Regions from separate parts of the Homo sapiens genome. Here region 1 is linked to region 2. A link is a loop called in an ENCODE intact Hi-C map of the cell type or tissue named here. Cell type or tissue: ascending aorta. All regions are shown on one strand. Links, peaks and the distances in the headings refer to the core of each region. The heading gives the core; the rest is flanking DNA.

The links. Hi-C counts contacts between places; a loop is a spot of excess contacts. Peaks named below come from ENCODE experiments on the same cell type or tissue, not always from the same donor. Only the 100,000 strongest peaks of a DNase experiment are listed, where the experiment ranks them.
Region 1: it touches region 2 in a loop (2.2-fold over the local background); 2 of 110 quality-filtered maps call a loop at or near these places.

What each region holds. Positions count from the first base shown.
Region 1 is chr5:138,972,828-138,975,745 of GRCh38, forward strand. All of the region lies in intron 7 of SIL1 (SIL1 nucleotide exchange factor), which reads right to left. LOC124901079 (a long non-coding RNA gene) reads left to right here. Exons shown (of 2, transcript XR_007058954.1): 2 at 1-2,918. Among named protein-coding and RNA genes, the nearest start is that of LRRTM2, 99 kb to the left of the region's middle. In ascending aorta, for the core only: no CTCF peak of the experiment used is centred there; DNase peaks (open chromatin) are centred at 1,654 and 2,584; H3K27ac peaks cover 2,500 bases.
Region 2 is chr5:138,916,144-138,919,061 of GRCh38, forward strand. CTNNA1 (catenin alpha 1) reads left to right here. Exons shown (of 18, transcript NM_001903.5): 11 at 1,599-1,755. Among named protein-coding and RNA genes, the nearest start is that of LRRTM2, 42 kb to the left of the region's middle. In ascending aorta, for the core only: no CTCF peak of the experiment used is centred there; no DNase peak of the experiment used is centred there.

The sequences.
Region 1 (2,918 bases), core at 244-2,743, 57 kb after region 2:
AGGACTATGTGGGTAACATGAGGGTAAAACCCTGGGTCCACCAAGTCCAGGACAAACGGGTCCTGGGTCCTCAGGCAAGGGGGACAGAGGGGCAATAAGAGCAGAAGGGAGGACAACCCAGGGCTGAGGCCCCAGTGATGGGGGTAGAGAAGCCCTTGTTCAGTCCCAGCATGGAGCTGAGGCTGGCCACAGTATTCCTACAGTACAGCAGGAGCGACACCTGCCTGCCACCTGGCTGAAGGGATCTGGGCAAACTGATGAGTCCACCCCCAAGCCCAAGCCAATTAAAGGTTATCCTTATACAATTAAAGGTTGTGTAACATATGTAACAAACCTGCGCGTTGTGCACAGGTACCCTAGAACTTGAAGTATTTAAAAAAAAAAAAAAAAAAAAAAGGTTGTGTAAGAATAAAGTGGCCCAGAGAATGATCATGAATGCTAAAACACAGAATCCAAAGGGCTCATGCCAGAAAACCCAACAGCAACTTCTGTGTCTTATTTTATAATAAGTAATTTAAATAATTATAAATCATGTAAGTTCATGGTAAAGAAAAAAAAAATCAAGCAGTATAGAAGAGTGCAAAATAGAAAGGAAAAGTCCCTGTTTCTCAGACCATCAGAGGTAAGAGCAGAGTTTTTTCTTTTTTCTTTTGAGACAGGGTCTCGCCCTGTCACCCAAGCTGGAGTACAGTGGTGTGATCACAGCTCACTACATCCCTGAGCTCCCAGGCTCAACTGATCCTCCTGTTGCAGCTTCCTATGTAGCTGGGACTAGACATATGCCACTGCACCTGACTAAATTTTTTTTTAATATAGAGCTGAGGTCTCACTATGTTACCCTCAAACTTCTGGGCTCAAGTGATCTTCCCGCCTCCCAGAATGCTGGGACTACAAGTGTGAGCCACCGTGTCCAGCCTTGACTAATTTGTTGTTGTGATTGTAGAGACTAAGTCCCACTATGTTGCCCAGGCTGGTCTCAAACTCCAGGCTCAAGTGATCCTCCTGCCTCAGCCTCCCAAAGTTCTAGGACTACAGGCATGAGCCATCACGCCCGGCCCAGATTTTTATATCACATATTTAAAAATATATGTGCAATATAAATTTATATATAAATCTTTACCCATTTACTTTTTATATGAATGGATCACGCTTCTACACATGCTATTTTCAATGTAGAGACCCTACTCTCCAGAAAGAAGAGGCTCCTCAGGTCTCTCCGTGCACCCCTTGATATCAAATTGAGCAGCAAACAGAAGAGAACAGGGGTGGCTGGTCATATTTTAAAAGACTCCAGGATACACTAACATTCCAGAACCAAAAGCTAAATCCAAAGAGCTCCTCAGGAAAGCGTGAACTCGGCTGCAACGGGGTCTCTCTCTACAGGCCAGGGAGAGGGAAGGCAGCCTTTATAAACCGTTCCTCTTGGGCTCTCCTGCCTGTGGCTGTTAGCTTCACCTCCCCCAACTTGCCATCTGAGGGCCTTCATTCTTCACTGTCATGCCTGTCACCACCTCTGTCCTCCCCCTTTGGGCCTGCTCTACAGCCTCCGCACTGCTCTGAAACATCACCACTGGCAGGACTGTGCAACTGAGAACAACAGGAGATGACCTCACGGCCTTTACATTCTAATGCCAGCTCCCAATTACTTGTACTGTTGAATAATTGAAAGAGGAGAATAATCCACTCAGCTGATTTGGGAAGCCAGCCAGGCACACAGATTATCTCAGAGTGAATTATTCACACTAGGGATAATTGGGAGTTGCCCAAACTTCTATTTGTAGTTCAGGCATCACGTGGAAGAACATTCGGTATGGAAAGTATGAAAGCTGGAGAGGGAAGGAGCCCCTGTTTCCGGGCCTGGGTTTCCTTTATGTTGCTTGGGAAGTCAATGCTCCTCTCTCGGTCTCACTCAGAGTCGGTGAGCACAATGATGATGATGATATTAACATTAACAATATTTTAGTGACAGCTCTTGCTGTATTTCCTTACAATGTGCTGTGTTCTGTGCTATGAGCTTCATGTGTATCATCCTACATTATCTCATTTAATCCTCACATGAGTCTGTGAAGCACCACTGTCTTCTTCATCTCTGAGCTGAGGAAGCTGAGGCTTAGGTTAAGTAACTTGCCCAGAGATATACAGCAACAAGCTGTATGTCCATCCATAGACCAGGATCTTACTCAAGAAGTTCTTTTGCCACACACCTCTTACCTCTCCCACTTTTAAGAGTCTTCCTTACACAAGACATAAAACTGTAAAGGATAAAAACACCCCATTTTTAGTATAATACTGTCTACTCTCATCTTGAAATTACTGGATTTCAAGGTAAGAAAAATGGCTCCCTCCTCTGAAGGTTGGCAAGAAGCCTATAGGAAGGGGCTGGTCAGCTGGTCAATCCATTTCGAGAAATCCAGTGTCTGGAAGCACAAGCCACTGGCAGACTTCCAGAAGAGCTCAGCCTTCTCTCATGATCAAAGACTCAAAAATGAAACCACTGTCCTCCCCCTGACACGCCACCACTTCAGCCAAGAGGCAGCTACTGAGCTGGGCAGCTCAGCACCGTGAGGCCAGAGCATGGGGGAAGGGCATAGGCTCAGTGAGCTGCAAGGAACACCTGCCTCAGACAAGGGTCCATGAGGTGACTGACTGTCCCTGCATGTGTGGGGTCTCCTTCCACAGTGCCTAGGACAGAGTCCCCAGATACTAGGTGTGGTGCCAGTCTCCAGCACGGTCACCGGCGATCCCCACCAGCGATCCCAGCCTTTGTGTTGGTGCCTCCCACATTAACTATAGATGATCTATGTGACCAAAAGAATAAAGAGGAAGTGATGATGTCGAATTCTAAGGCTAGGCCACAAAAAGAACTGAAGTTTCCATCTTGCTGTCCTATGTTGTTCACTCTGGGGGAAGCCATGGGG
Region 2 (2,918 bases), core at 282-2,781:
AATCCATAGAGATAGAAAGCAAATTAGTGGTTGCAAAAAAAAAAAAAAGAAGGGGCTAAGGAGAGTTAATGGGAAATGGCTGCTAATGGATATGGATGGGGTTTCTTTTTGGAGTGATGAAAATGTTCTAAAACTGAATGTGGTGAATGTTGAACAACTGCAAATATACTTTAAAAAACCAATGACATTGTGTCCTTTAAATGGGTGAATTGTAGATAGGTGAATTTTATCTCAATAAAGCTGTTTTTTGTCTTTTTTTTTTTTTTTGGAGACAAGAGTCGTCCTGTTTGTCCAGGCTGGTCTCGAACTCCTGGGCTCAAGCAGTCCTCCTGCCTCAGCCTCCCAAAGTGCTGGGATTACGAGCTCGAGCCACCACGCCCAGCTTGTTTGTCTTTTTGAGGTGGAGTCTCACTGTGTTGCCCAAGCTGGAGTGCAGTGGTGTGATCACAGCTCACTGCACCCTTGACCTCCTGGGCTCAAGCAGTGTTCCCACTTTGGCCTCTCAAGTAGCTGGGACTACAGGTGTGTGCCACCATGCCCAGCTCATTTTCTTTATTGTTTATAGAGATGGGGTCTCACTATGTTATCCAGGCTTTAAAATTAATATTTATTTATTTTTATTTATTATTTTATTTATTTTTTTTTTGAGACAACAAGTTTCACTCTTGTTGCCCAGGCTGGAGTGCAGTGGCATGATCTCAGCTCATCACAGCCTCCACCTCCTGGGTTCAAGTGATTCTCCTGCCTCAGCCTCCTGAGTAGCTGGAATTACAGGCGTGTGCCACCACACCCGGCCAATTTTGTATTTTTAGTAGAGACGGGGTTTCACCATGTTGGTCAGGCTGGTCTCGAACTCCAGACCTCAGGTGATTTGACCGCCTTGGCCTCCCAAGTGTTGGGATTACAGGCGTGAGCCACCACACCTGGCCTAAAATTATTTTTAAACCTTAATAGATTATACATTTTTTGAGCAGTTTTTTGTTTGTCAAATATGACTCCATTAAAAAGAAAATGAAAAATACTTATGCTTAGATGCAATGTATTTTTCATGAATACATTTTGATAATGTATCGAGAACCTGAAATGCCACATTTTTATCACAAGATATTTGTAGTGATGGATAACCAGAACAACCCAGACATCCTACAATAGGAGAATAACAGTGTGTCCATAACATAGAATATATACTTAGTGTTTTAAACATATATTTAATGATATGGAGAAGCATTTAAAGTAAGAATCAGTATAGTCCATTTTAAGTGGCATATAATTCTAATTGTGTATTTTTTGATGTGGCTATATATGTGTCTATATGAGGAGAAAAAAGTCTAGAATTTAGTGTCACTGAAAATGGTAGGCTTGCCACCATGAATGAAGCTAGTACAGTTTTTATTTGTTTTATCATTGTCTATAGTTTGCAAATAAAATATGTATTAATTCAACTTCACCATATAAAACTTACTGTTTTACACTCTTCCCCTTCATCTTTGTGATAGTTAGGATAGAGCATGTGGTGTGATGTCTCCTAGTGAAATGCATGTAAGACAAAGCCATGACTCTGAAAAAGAGTAAACAGTGAAGTTTAATATCTTTTGCAGGTTATTAATGCTGCACTGGCTTTAGCAGCAAAACCACAGAGTAAACTGGCCCAAGAGAACATGGATCTTTTTAAAGAACAATGGGAAAAACAAGTCCGTGTTCTCACAGATGCTGTCGATGACATTACTTCCATTGATGACTTCTTGGCTGTCTCAGGTAATGAGCTGGTTCCCCAGAGAAGTATGTGAAGATGTTCATAATTACTTTTGTCTAAGTTGTATTAATGGGCAAACACTGCTATGTCTTGGCAGGTAAATTATTCTAACAATAATATTGTGCTGGTTTTCATTTTAATGTTAAAAAAGCTATCAGCTACAGGGTTTTCAAGTGACAGCTTCTCAGCTACTAGGAAGTAGCTGGGGTTGGAGATGTTTCCCTTGATAGGGCTGGTCTGAATCCTAGGAGCATGAATTAGAAACCTGGCTGGCAAAGGCTTATCCCTGCTTGTATAGAGTGAGGTCTTTCAACTGGGACCGGTAGAACACCAGGACCATCCATCCCTCTTGCTGCCATTGTGTTTAGAAAAAACATTGATCTGTGTCTTGGTGGAGACTGTGGTTATTTGTTATCAGCCTATGAAACTTAGGAGAAGAAGGGATTCTCAACACCATCACCTTTAGTTTCTTTTTTAAAATAATTTCTTCCCTTCTTGGAAAGCCTCTCTTCTGTCTCTCAGAAATGATCATAGTCATAGTTTATCTGCCTACTTTTCCAAAGACTTTCTGTCTGCATGATGCACAGATAGAAAACAGAGAGGAAATATTTAAGTGCCATTTAATTATGAACTTGAAAAAATAAATCTGGGTAATTCACCTCACAAAAACAGTTGATTTCATTATATAAACATAAACTGGTAATGACTTAGTAAATTGCATTCATATAGAAAATATCTGTCAAATGCAATTCAGTGTTTATCACACAGAGATAAATTTCAATCCCATCTTCTTAGAGTTGAGTAACTATAAATGCATTCTCCATTTAACGGGACCTCTGTTGCCCTTGGCTGCATGGCTTGCTCTCTGAAAGTGCCAGACTTCCTGAGGCCAGTGGCTGTGGGCAGAATCAGTGGCTAAGTTTTTGTAGGGCTGAAACTACCTGTCACCCCAGGGAACCACGGGCTAGAACGTGGCAGTAGGGCTTGAAACAGAAGCGGGGCTTAAGTACATGCACAGCACAGTCCTCCAGCAGTGACCTATATAAGGGTGACTGTGTGTTCTGCATACCAATGCCTCCCTGTCTTCACACTCTCTCCTTAGGATGGGTAGCCTTGGCTTAACTTGAGAAACTGGGGAGCAAGCCATCTGTAAACTGCAAAAAGT